3 separate regions of the Homo sapiens genome follow, and regions 1 and 2 are each linked to region 3. The links are chromatin contacts, found by Hi-C or POLR2A ChIA-PET in ENCODE. All regions are on one chromosome and are shown on one strand. The core of a region is the stretch at or near the end of the contact, and the rest is flanking DNA. Distances in the headings are between cores, read along the strand shown.

The links. Hi-C counts contacts between places; a loop is a spot of excess contacts on that map. ChIA-PET counts read pairs that join two places held with the same protein, here RNA polymerase II (POLR2A). Pooled maps may share reads with other maps.
Region 1: a pooled map shows a loop between it and region 3 (15-fold over the local background). The contact joins the promoter of PSMB5 here to the promoter of TMEM253 in region 3. A Hi-C loop is called at or near these places in 5 of 50 pooled maps. POLR2A ChIA-PET finds 5 or more read pairs at or near these places in 2 of 52 experiments (OCI-LY7 and SK-N-SH).
Region 2: a loop to region 3 is called in a pooled map, with 7 times the contacts of the local background. The contact joins the promoter of C14orf93 here to the promoter of TMEM253 in region 3. A Hi-C loop is called at or near these places in 8 of 50 pooled maps.

What each region holds. Positions count from the first base shown.
Region 1 is chr14:23,032,757-23,036,180 of GRCh38, forward strand. It overlaps PSMB5 (proteasome 20S subunit beta 5), which reads right to left and starts at 2,144. Exons shown (of 3, transcript NM_002797.5): 1 at 1,928-2,144; 2 at 612-918. The coding sequence starts at 2,125. RefSeq lists enhancers at 1,870-3,069, 1,870-2,539, 2,324-2,618.
Region 2 is chr14:23,008,603-23,012,035 of GRCh38, forward strand. It overlaps C14orf93 (chromosome 14 open reading frame 93), which reads right to left and starts at 1,541. Exons shown (of 7, transcript NM_021944.4): 1 at 1,499-1,541. LOC124903286 (a long non-coding RNA gene) reads left to right here. Exons shown (of 2, transcript XR_007064075.1): 2 at 1-382. RefSeq lists a silencer at 1,530-1,879.
Region 3 is chr14:21,098,818-21,102,315 of GRCh38, forward strand. It overlaps TMEM253 (transmembrane protein 253), which reads left to right and starts at 2,249. Exons shown (of 7, transcript NM_001395467.1): 1 at 2,249-2,367; 2 at 2,491-2,634; 3 at 3,048-3,158; 4 at 3,247-3,303. The coding sequence starts at 2,527. It also overlaps a transcript of ZNF219 not described here. RefSeq lists an enhancer at 1-20.

The DNA.
Region 1 (3,424 bases), core at 894-3,393, 1.9 Mb after region 3:
CCTGGCTAATTTTTTGTATTTTTGGTAGAGACGGGGTTTCACCTTGTTAGCCAGGATGGTCTCGATCTCCTGACCTCGTGATCCACTGTCTCAGCCTCCCAAAGTGCTGGGATTACAGGAGTGAGCCACCACGCCCGGCCTTCAACGAATTCTTAAATTCTTTTTTTTGAGACAGAGTCTCACTCTGTCGCCCAGGCTGGAGTGCAGTGGCGCGATCTCTGCTCACTGCAACATCCACCTCCTGGGTTCAAGCAATTCTCATGCCTCAGCCTCCTGAGCAGCTGGTATTACAGGCGCCCGCCACCACGCCGGGCTAATTTTTGTATTTTTAGTAGAGATGGGGTTTCGCCATGTTGGCCAGGCTGGTCTTGAATTCCTGAACCTGGGGGCGGAGGCTGCAGTGAGCTGAGATCATGCCACTGCACTCCAGCCTGAGCGACAGAATGAGACACAGTCTAAAAAAACAGGAAAAAAAAAAAGAGAGAAGGAAGGGCTAAGGACCTAATTACACTTCTTCAGCATTGACACCAAGCCCTTTAATTCATCTGTCCATCCAACCCCTCCTCACTGTAGTGTCAGCCCAAGGATCATGTGGTTGCAGCTTAACTCACCAGGGCCTCTCTTATCCCAGCCACAGATCATGGTGCCCATGGACAGCCCCATGCCTTTGTACTGATACACCATGTTGGCAAGCAGTTTGGAGGCAGCTGCTACAGAGATGCGTTCCTTATTTCGAAGCTCATAGATTCGACATTGCCGAGCCAACAGCCGTTCCCAGAAGCTGCAATCCGCTGCGCCCCCAGCCATGGTGCCTAGCAGGTATGGGTTGATCTCTATCACCTTCTTCACCGTCTGGGAGGCAATGTAAGCACCCGCTGTAGCCCTGGAGTCAGCTGCAACTATGACTCCATGGCGGAACTGTTAAGATCAGAGGAAAACACAAAACAGGCCACATAAGACCACAAAAACACTCCTACATACTTCTTTTTGCATCAATCCAAACCCAGCACATCTCTTTCTCCGTCCTTTTATACTTCACAGTATACTTCTATACTTCACCATATATTAATGTCACCCGAGCTTCACATCAATCCCTTGACATGGATATAACCCATATTAAATTCATTTTATAGGATGGGCGTGGTGGCTCACTCCTGTAACCCAGGCATTTTGGGAGACCAAGGCGGGAGGACCGCTTGAGGCCAGGTGCTGGAGACCAGCCTGGGCAACACAGGGAGATCCATCTCTACAAAAAGTAAAAAAACTTAGCCTGTCGTGGTGGTGTGTGCCTATAGTGTCAGCTACTCTGGAGGCTGAGGCGCTGGAGCCACTGCACTCCAGCCTGAGCGACAGCGAAAAGCCCTGTTTCAAAAAAAAAAAAAAAACAAATCATTTTATAGATGAGGAAACAGGTTCAATGAAATCAAATGATTTCTCAATCTAGAGCTAGTTATTGCAGAGCTGGGCAAGGAACCCCAAATGTCTGATTCTTAGTACAATGCTTACCCTCACCACGCTTCCCCTTCATGCCAGTTTCAGTTACCCCTGCCTTGAGGGGCCGCCCAGTTTCCAAAACTTTGGTAAACGTTTACAATAGCCTTCCCTCGGCCAAGATTCATTGTTGTTGCGGCCTTTCCCAGCTAGAAGATCCTGAACAGCAGCAACCTGGGGTCGCCTAGGAATCAACCCAAGAGGCCTCACCTTCCTCCCCCGACTTACCCCCGGCCCCACCGCCACCCTTTCCAACCAGAGCAAAGACAGGGGCCTCCTGGGCCAATGAGACAGCAAAACTGCTGCGGTCCGAACGAGAGGACCCAGCCTCCGCCTGGGTTGGTGGCCAAGGCCACCGCAAACTCCGGTCAGGCTGGGAGGCCAGGCAAGTCGCGGGCGTTCAGTACTCAGCCTGGCAAGGGGGCTGGCTCCACACCTTGAAGGCCAGGGTGGTTGTTCCATGAAGCATTTCGATTCCTGGCTCTTCTGGGACACCCCAGCCTGGCGCGGCCAGGCTCAGACCATCACTGAGACTCCCTGGACCTAGATCCAGCAGATCTGCACGACCCCCAAGTCCGAAAAACCCGCGCTGGTTCACCGGTAGCGGTCTCTCCAACACGCTGGCAAGCGCCATGTCTAGTGTGGGCAGAAAGAACTAATTCTGAGAACGCCTAGCAAAGATAGGCCGGGCAACGCCTCGCCGTCACAGCTTCACTTCCTATTAAATCTATTCCGGAATGGAGCCATTTTGACTGCTGGCAAGCACGCCTCCAAAAAGAAGAGCCAGATGCGAAAGACCATTTTCACTGAAGGGGGTCGGGGAAATAGATGGCTTCACTAACCTTAAATTCTAAAAGGACGTACCTGCCATCTTGGCTTTGGTCATGCAAGTAGTCCTGGATCAGAATAACCTCAAAATCACAGGAAGTGACTGAAAACGTCCATGTTGCGTAAGGGAAGTGAGGTCGGCCATCTTTGAGAAGGGCGTGACTGGTTGAAAATCGGTTCTGAACCCTTAGCGGTGAGTCCTCCCACTCCAGCCTGGTGTCCAAGCAACAGGTTACATCGCTGCTGCTTCAGCACCTTGTTAACGCGCCTGAGGTTGCCATCTTGTTTAAGGGCACCTTCTAAAATTGGGTAAAATAATGATCCATTCTGAGGCCATTTCCCTATATTAGTTAAACCACAGCAATTAGTGGTAAAACAACGCAACAAAATAAAAGTGCTATACCTCTTGTTGTCAGTCGCCATACAGCAACCCTTCTTTAACAGTAACCGGTTATTAATATCCAATATTCGTTCTCTTGACTCCTACCTTCTGGTGGAAATTCGAATAAGTAATGAATTGCCTAAAAGGCAGATGGAAGAAGAAAAAGCAAAGGGTCCAGTTAATCCACAAACTAGATTCTCAGTTCAGACCTGAATAAGTGTCAGTAGTAATTTACCATCTCAGAGACGGGAGGACGGTTGAGACTGCATAAATATGTACCAAGAGATTCTCTAACTTCAACTTGCTAAGATGATGCCTTTTATTCAGGAACATACTATATTTCATTGCCTCTTCCTCCCTCCACCCACCTTCATTTTTCAAATCTTTTGGGAACTATAACAAACCGGGAAGTGTGCATATGTATGAAATGTTGCCTCCTGCTTTATGGTTCTATGAAGTCAGTCTCTGGCCTTCCTTGTTGGATTCTAGCAGCAACATCTATCAACACCGAAATTCCACTTTCCTCTGATGCCCAGTTCGGCCCCATCTTTCCCCCAGCAGACTCTGCATATGCTGTATTGTTTTTGTTTGTTTGTTTGTTTGTTTTTTGAGACCAAGTCTTGCTGTGTCCCCCAGGCTGGAACACAGTGGCACGATCTCTGCTCACTGCAACCTCTGCTTCCCAGGTTCAAGCGATTCTCCTGCCTCAGCCTCCCGAGTAGC
Region 2 (3,433 bases), core at 291-2,790, 1.9 Mb after region 3:
TCCAATCTGCGAATACAAATTTGGATACAGATATTTTCCATACAACTTCTAATGAGGAGATAGTGATTCTGTAACAGAATGAAGTGAAAATAGGGCTCCTATAACAGGAGGTTCTGCTCTGCGAGCCTGTTTTTCTCTAATTCATATACTTTTTTCTGTGACTCTTAGAAATGAGAAGCTTTCCATTCTAAAAATGCAACATGATAACCAAAAGGCATTTCTTATCCCTTCTATTATTTGCCTTTGCATCCTCTTGGCTCCCCATCACCATCACCATGAACAGTTTTTGAGAATTACACTTGACTGGATTTTTTTCCTGATACTTTGCCAGCTGTGGAGCTTTTCGAATATTCCAACCAATAAACGACCATTTTGTCAAAAAGCCAAGAAAGAACTTCCCTTCTGAACACACCAACCAAACCACACATAAAGGCCAAAATATACACAGCTGTACACTTAAGAACGTGAGACAATAAAAAGCAAAACCACTTAGGCAAAACAGTCACTGAAGGCTTTGAACCACAGATTCAATAAATTGCCTACTCTCATTTGCCACATGGACTATATACTCCTTGGCAATTATTTAATTATTCATTATTCTGATCCTTTAGGAGCAGAAAAATATAGTAAATGCACATAGAAAGTGCCTAAGTATGCTAAGCATAGGATTTCTTCTAAGCTCTGCTTTGCACACAAAATATTTTGATCACATTTGGGAAGACAACGGAAAAAAATTCACATCCTAGGGGATACTTTGCACACATAAAACCAGATATATTTATCACTTTTGAAAATAAAATCTGATATGGCACATATACACACATATTGTACATATACACAAATAACCCCAAGTTATAACTTTACAAATTTGTTTCAAGAAACACACACACACACACACAAATGTTCTAATGAAAATGTGTGTGAAAGACACACTGTAATTAAGGTCTTTCCCCCTTCCCTAGGGAAATGAATGTCTCCATTATAATATCCCAATATTAACTTATTGGCCTTGGACAAGTGCCACATCCCAGCCACTTGGTTTTGGTTCTGGGGGGGTGGGTGTGTAAAAAGCACGCAAACGGCTTTATGAGGGAGCCTCAAATCTCTCTGCTTCCTTCGATGTTGCCTGTGGCAGAAATTTACATTATCCCTTCAGCCCGCTTAAAAAATTCTGTACTTCCCAAGCGGCTAAATTTTTAAAGTCCCTCAACCACAAAAATCTACCAGTTCTTAAAATGTGATTTAAAAAAAAGAAAAAAAAACTATAAATTTGGCCGGAAACGGTTGTACACGGCCATCCTGCTTCTCAACTTCTTGGTATATTTAAAACCTTGACCAGGAAAAAGAAAGAGGAAGAGAGACAGAAAAAGAAATGGGGGAAAGAGCAAATTCCCCTTAGCAACAGTTTCCTCACCCCAACACTGCTACAGATCTCTATTTTTAAAAAATTTGAAAACACACACAAGATTAAGGAGGAAAAAAAATGGAAAAAGGATACCCGAAGGTCGTATGGCTCTTTGTATTCGTGTGTGTGCAAAAAGGAGGACTCGCGGAGCCCGAGCCGGCAAGCCCCGCCCCTCCCCGGACGCCCTCCCGGATTGGCCGTCCGCGGCCGCGGGGCGCCCCGCCCGCAAGCACACGCGCCGCGCCCGAGGCGCCAACCCCGGAGTTGGGGGCGGGGGGGGCCCTGAGGGCCGCCGGACCCCCGACCCCCAACCTCGCCTGGACCTTGGCAGACCCCTTTCCCACCTCTCTCCCTTTCACTTTCTCACCGTCCTGTCACCCTTTCCCATCTTTTTTTCTCAGTGAAACAAGGCCCAGTCACCAGCATAACAATCCAGTGAGCGACCTCCGGACACTTTGTTAAATTGAGTGAACTAGTCAGTAACATTCTAGACTGCAATTAAACATCAGGGACTTGGTGCGTGGGCCCTACTCCGGTTTCCAGGTGAAATGTCTCTGGGTCACGTGTGTTGCTTAACACCCCCACGTTTAAATGAACATTCACGTATGGAACATCTTTCTGAAGTCTTACACTTCAGCCCGAGCTCCCAGTTTATCTACCTGGCTCAGACCACATTCTCAAAACTAAAGTGGCTCCTCTTTATTTCCAGGAAGACAGCTGGTATACCTGGATTTTAAGCCACCCATAATCTGGTCCCACCCACCTATTTGTTATTTATTTATTTATTTAGACAGAGTCTCGCTCTGTCACCCAGGCTGGAGTGCAGTGGTATGATCTTCGCTCACTGTAAACTCCGCCCCTCCGCCCCCACCCCCACCCCCACCCCCACCCCGCCCAAGCGATTCTCCTGCCTCAGCCTCCCAAGAAGCTGGGACTACAGGCGTGCGCCACTGCACCCAGCTAATTTTTTTTGTTTTTGGTAGAGACAGGGTTTCGCCATGTTGGCCAGGCTGGTCCTGAACTCCTGACTTGAGGTGATGTGCCCACCCTGCCTTTTTTTTTTTTTTTTCAGTGATGTGATCTCGGCTCACTGCAACCCCCACCTCCGAGGCTCAAGCGATTCTCCTGCCTCAGCCTCCCGAGTAGCTGGGATTACGGATATATGCCACCACGCCCGGCTATTTTTTTTTTTTAAGTAGTGACGGGGTTTCACCATGTTGGCCAGGCTGGTTTTGAGCTCTTGACCTCAAGTTATCCTCCCGCCTTGGCCTCCCAAAGTGCTGGGATTACAGGCGTGAGCCACCGCGCCTGGGCACATATTTGTTCTTAGTTCCCTCTACGCTCGTCTTATCAATCTTGTATTATTCCTTTACTCAAGTGGCTTTTTTTTTTTTTTTTGGCCTGAATTATGCGTCTCCCCTTCCCTGACTGGTCAATTTTTATCCATTCTCTTTCAGCACAGACTGCTTACTTCCTTCTCTCCGCTCCCATCAACATGAATTTCATGTGTACTCCAGTTAGCGGCACGTAACTCTACCTTGATTCACATATTTTAGTAATTTCACTCCAGTAAACTGTTTGAGGTCAGTGATCATATCTTAAAATTGTTTTTCCATCCAGGAACTGTTTGATTCTTACTGCAGTAGCTGGCATAATTGTAGATATTTAGTAAACACTGACCAAAAAAATCATTTATTTATTTATATTTATTTTTGAGCTGGAGTCTCGCTCTGTCGCCCAGGCTGGAGTGCAGTGGCCCGATCTCGGCTCACTGCAAGCTCCACCTCCCAGGTTCACGCCATTCTCCTGCCCCAGCCTCCCGAGTAGCTGGGACTACAGGCGCCCGCCACCAAGTCTGGCTAATTTTTTGTATTTTTAGTAGAGACGGGGTTTCACCGTGTTAGTCAGGATGGTCTGGATCTCTTGACCTCGTGATCCACCAGCCTCAGCCTCCCAAAGTGCTGGGATTACAGGCGTGAGCCACCATGCCGGGCCAAAAATCATTTATGATCAAATAAGTGAATTTCT
Region 3 (3,498 bases), core at 999-3,498:
GGAGTTGGCTCTGCCGCTCTTTCTGCCCCAACATGCACAGACTCGGGAAGTTCTTCCTGGGGTTTTATCTCAAAGCCTCTCCCTTACAATTTCTGTCTCTCTTTTGGGGGAGGAGGAGGGGCGATTATAGAGATAGTTAATGTCGGCCGTATAAGAAACATTATTAAAGTTACTCTTCGGTCCTTTCCGTTCTTGATAAACAATTCCTGCGCCTTCCTCTCGAATTCTATTTTCCATTCCTCAAGTCACTTTAATGGCTCTTCAATACAACAAATATTTACTGAGTGCTTACTAAGTGCCAGGCACTGGGCTCAGCGCTGTGAGGGATGAGAAAGAAGTGGTACCTTCCTTCCAGGCGATTGTAGTCTAGACTACAAACTGGTAAGTAGTATACTCAGATTTAGTCAATATTTACTGAATGCCTGTTCACCTATCTAATAGTATATAATCTTTCCAATAACCCTCTATAATTAAATTAGCCCCCATTTACAAGTAAGAAAAATGAGGCTTCAGGAAGTCTGTTTCCCCAGTGGCCTGCAGGCTCGGGGATCCTCAGTGCAAGCCCAACATCTCACATCGCCACCAAATAAAATCAATGCACGTGGGAATTGAGGAGGAGTAGACACACAGCAGTTTTCTGGATCTCTTTAAAACGTGACTCCCACTCCCCGGGAAAGAAAAGAGTAGATACAATGACCCGCCGATGTTGGCACAGCACTGATGGGGCAGGAGTGGCTTACAAAAGATCACTTGCCTCCCAGGACCCTGCCTCCCTCCTCGTACTAACTTCTAGAGTCTTCTGGCGCAGTCTCCTCTTATCGTCAACAACAAGAAATAATAATAGTGATGATGATCATAGCCACTAACATTGAGCACTTGTGTACCAGGTACTGGGCTAAGCTCTCTTCCATGCTGAAAGCAACCCCTTGAGACTGGTATTATTAACTTCCTTTTATAGATAAGGGAACAGAGAGATTAAGCAACTTGCCAAGGGCACCTAGGTAGATCTGGGATTTGTTTTGATCTATAGAGTATATTTGGGCCCAGCTGGTTCTGCTTCCGACTGTAGAAATGTGTCCCCAGCTTCCTTCTGAATAACACTTTTAGTGTATGGGCATCAGACTTATCGGTGTGACCTCATCAGCACCACTAATAGTTATTAAACACCCACCCTGAATCAACAACTCTTCACAGTCATATTGTTAGCCCCCTTTTATCAGTGAATAAACTGAGGTGCGAATAGGTAGAAAAACATATCTATCAGGACAGACACAGTGGCCCACACCTGTAATCCCAGCAGTTTGGGAGGCCAAGCAGGGAGGATGGCTTGAGCCCAGGAGTTTGAGACCAGCTTAGGCAACATTGTGAGACGACCCTGTCTCTACAAAAAATTTAAAAATTAGCCAGGCATGGTGGCATGTGCCTGTGATCCCAGCTACTTGGGAGACTGAGGCAGGATGATTATTTGTGCCCAGAAGGTGTTGGCTACAGTGAGCCATGATCATGCCACTGCACTCCAGCCTGGGTGACAGTGAGCCCCTGTCTCAATAATATAATAATAATAATAATAATAATGTATCCAAGATCACACAGATGGAGAAGCAGCAGAGCTAAGATTCCAGCTCAGGTCTGTCTGGCTATGAGGCACCTTCTCTCTCAAAAATATTAATTGTTGCAATAGCATCCTTCCCAAGACTCACTATTTGAGGACCATGAGATAGATAGATAGATAGATAGATAATGTCCAGTTGCAGGTTATCATTGAATCAAAAACAATCCCCACCATAAACAGGGTCCCCCCCATCCATTGAGTCAGTGTTCAGTTCAGAGTAAAACCTTCAAGAAAGAAGGAAGGGAGACTGTCCAGAAAGTGAGAGGCAAGAAAGCCCCTGGAATTCAACCTTACCTGGTCTGGGGGCAAAGCTGCAAGTAGTAATGACAGGGGACCAATCCAGACAGAAAGTAGGATCTCTAGGGAAGGGCACATAATTTGAGGAGGAAGCCAAAGAAAGGAGTAAGATCATATGGAAATGAGGGGGAATTGAGGTCCAGAGTGATAGTGTCCATGGGGATGAGGTAAGTGAAACCAGAAAAGGAACCCAGGATGGGCAGAAATGAGGGTAATGAGAAATGGGAACAGAGTGAGGTCGGGCTAGACATCTTGTGGAGTGAACTGAGGCCGGTATCTACCCAGGGCCACTCCCTAGATCCTTAGGCCTTCATAGAAACCTTTGCCCCACCACACCCCATCCCTGACAGCCTTCCTCTGCCAGGACAAGTTTGTCGTCTGCTCTGAGCTATCAAGCCCCTTAGGAGACCTAGGACCCAGCTGGGTCCCATCCCTTTGGAGTAGCTGCTTCAGACTAGGTAGGTGTGAGGACCTGGACCTCAAATCCCTGGATATTGGGAGTGGGCAGAGGTGTAGCTGAAAGATACGTTGTTGCATGTCCTGTCTCCTAATAGACAGAACCTATAACGCATTTTTCCCAGCCTAGGAAGCACCTAATTCTTGTGGGCAAAGGAGCCATGGAAGATAGAGCTGGTGAGCAAGAGCAGGAGAGACACAGCCTTCGTCTGGAAAAGCTACAACACTGGGCAAGGCACAGGCAGAGTGGGCACCTCTTGGTGCTAGCGGTGAGGCCAGGCTACCCCATCCCAGGTCTCAGCATGTCCACTTCTACCCAATTCAATTCCATCCATCCATCCATCCATGTTAAGTGAGCACCTACCATGTGCCAGAAACTGAGCTAGGTTCTGAATGGGAGGAGGGTAGAGGAAAACATAGAAATAAACAAGGCAAGACCCTTAATCTCCCAAGTAGCTTCCATCTTGTGGGGGAAAACATACAGGTAAGTAACTAAACTACAATATGAGGCAGAAAAAATTAAATGATACTTAATTTTTAATGATCACGTCCTTGCTCTGGGTTGACTGCTTTCCTCCACCCTGCATTCAATCCCATTTCCTGATCTCTAAAGAGGTAGGAGTTACGAGAAGGGAGGGAATCCCTGACAGTTCCTCCCCAATTACCCTACCCTTACCCCCAGGTGAGCCAGCTATGGCTGGCAGTGGTTGTGGTGCCCCTTGCTGTCTCAGTCGCCTGCCTGAACTCTGATTGTCACATGGCCACAGCGCTGCCTCTTGGGCCTGGAGCCTCAGTAAGACCCACCACAAGGGAGGGTGGAAGGTCCCAGGGCCCCTTCCTAACGGGACCAGAGCTCAACACTTGCCCTTCTCACCATTCAGGGTCTCCTCACTGGGACTGTCACTCTGGAGCTTCGCAGAGCACCCCGCCTTTGGAAGGTGAGAGGGAAGAAAACGCAGCACTGTCCTCCCACTCCCTAAAACAGACACCTACAACCCTCAGCCTAGGAAGTAAGTGGCTAAGTGTTGACTCATTCTCTCAGCTGTCACCACTGACTGGCCTCAATCACTGAGGAGGAAAGCAAAAAAGTTAAGAGGGCTTATGGCCCTGTTTGGAGGCTGAGAAGCAGAAGC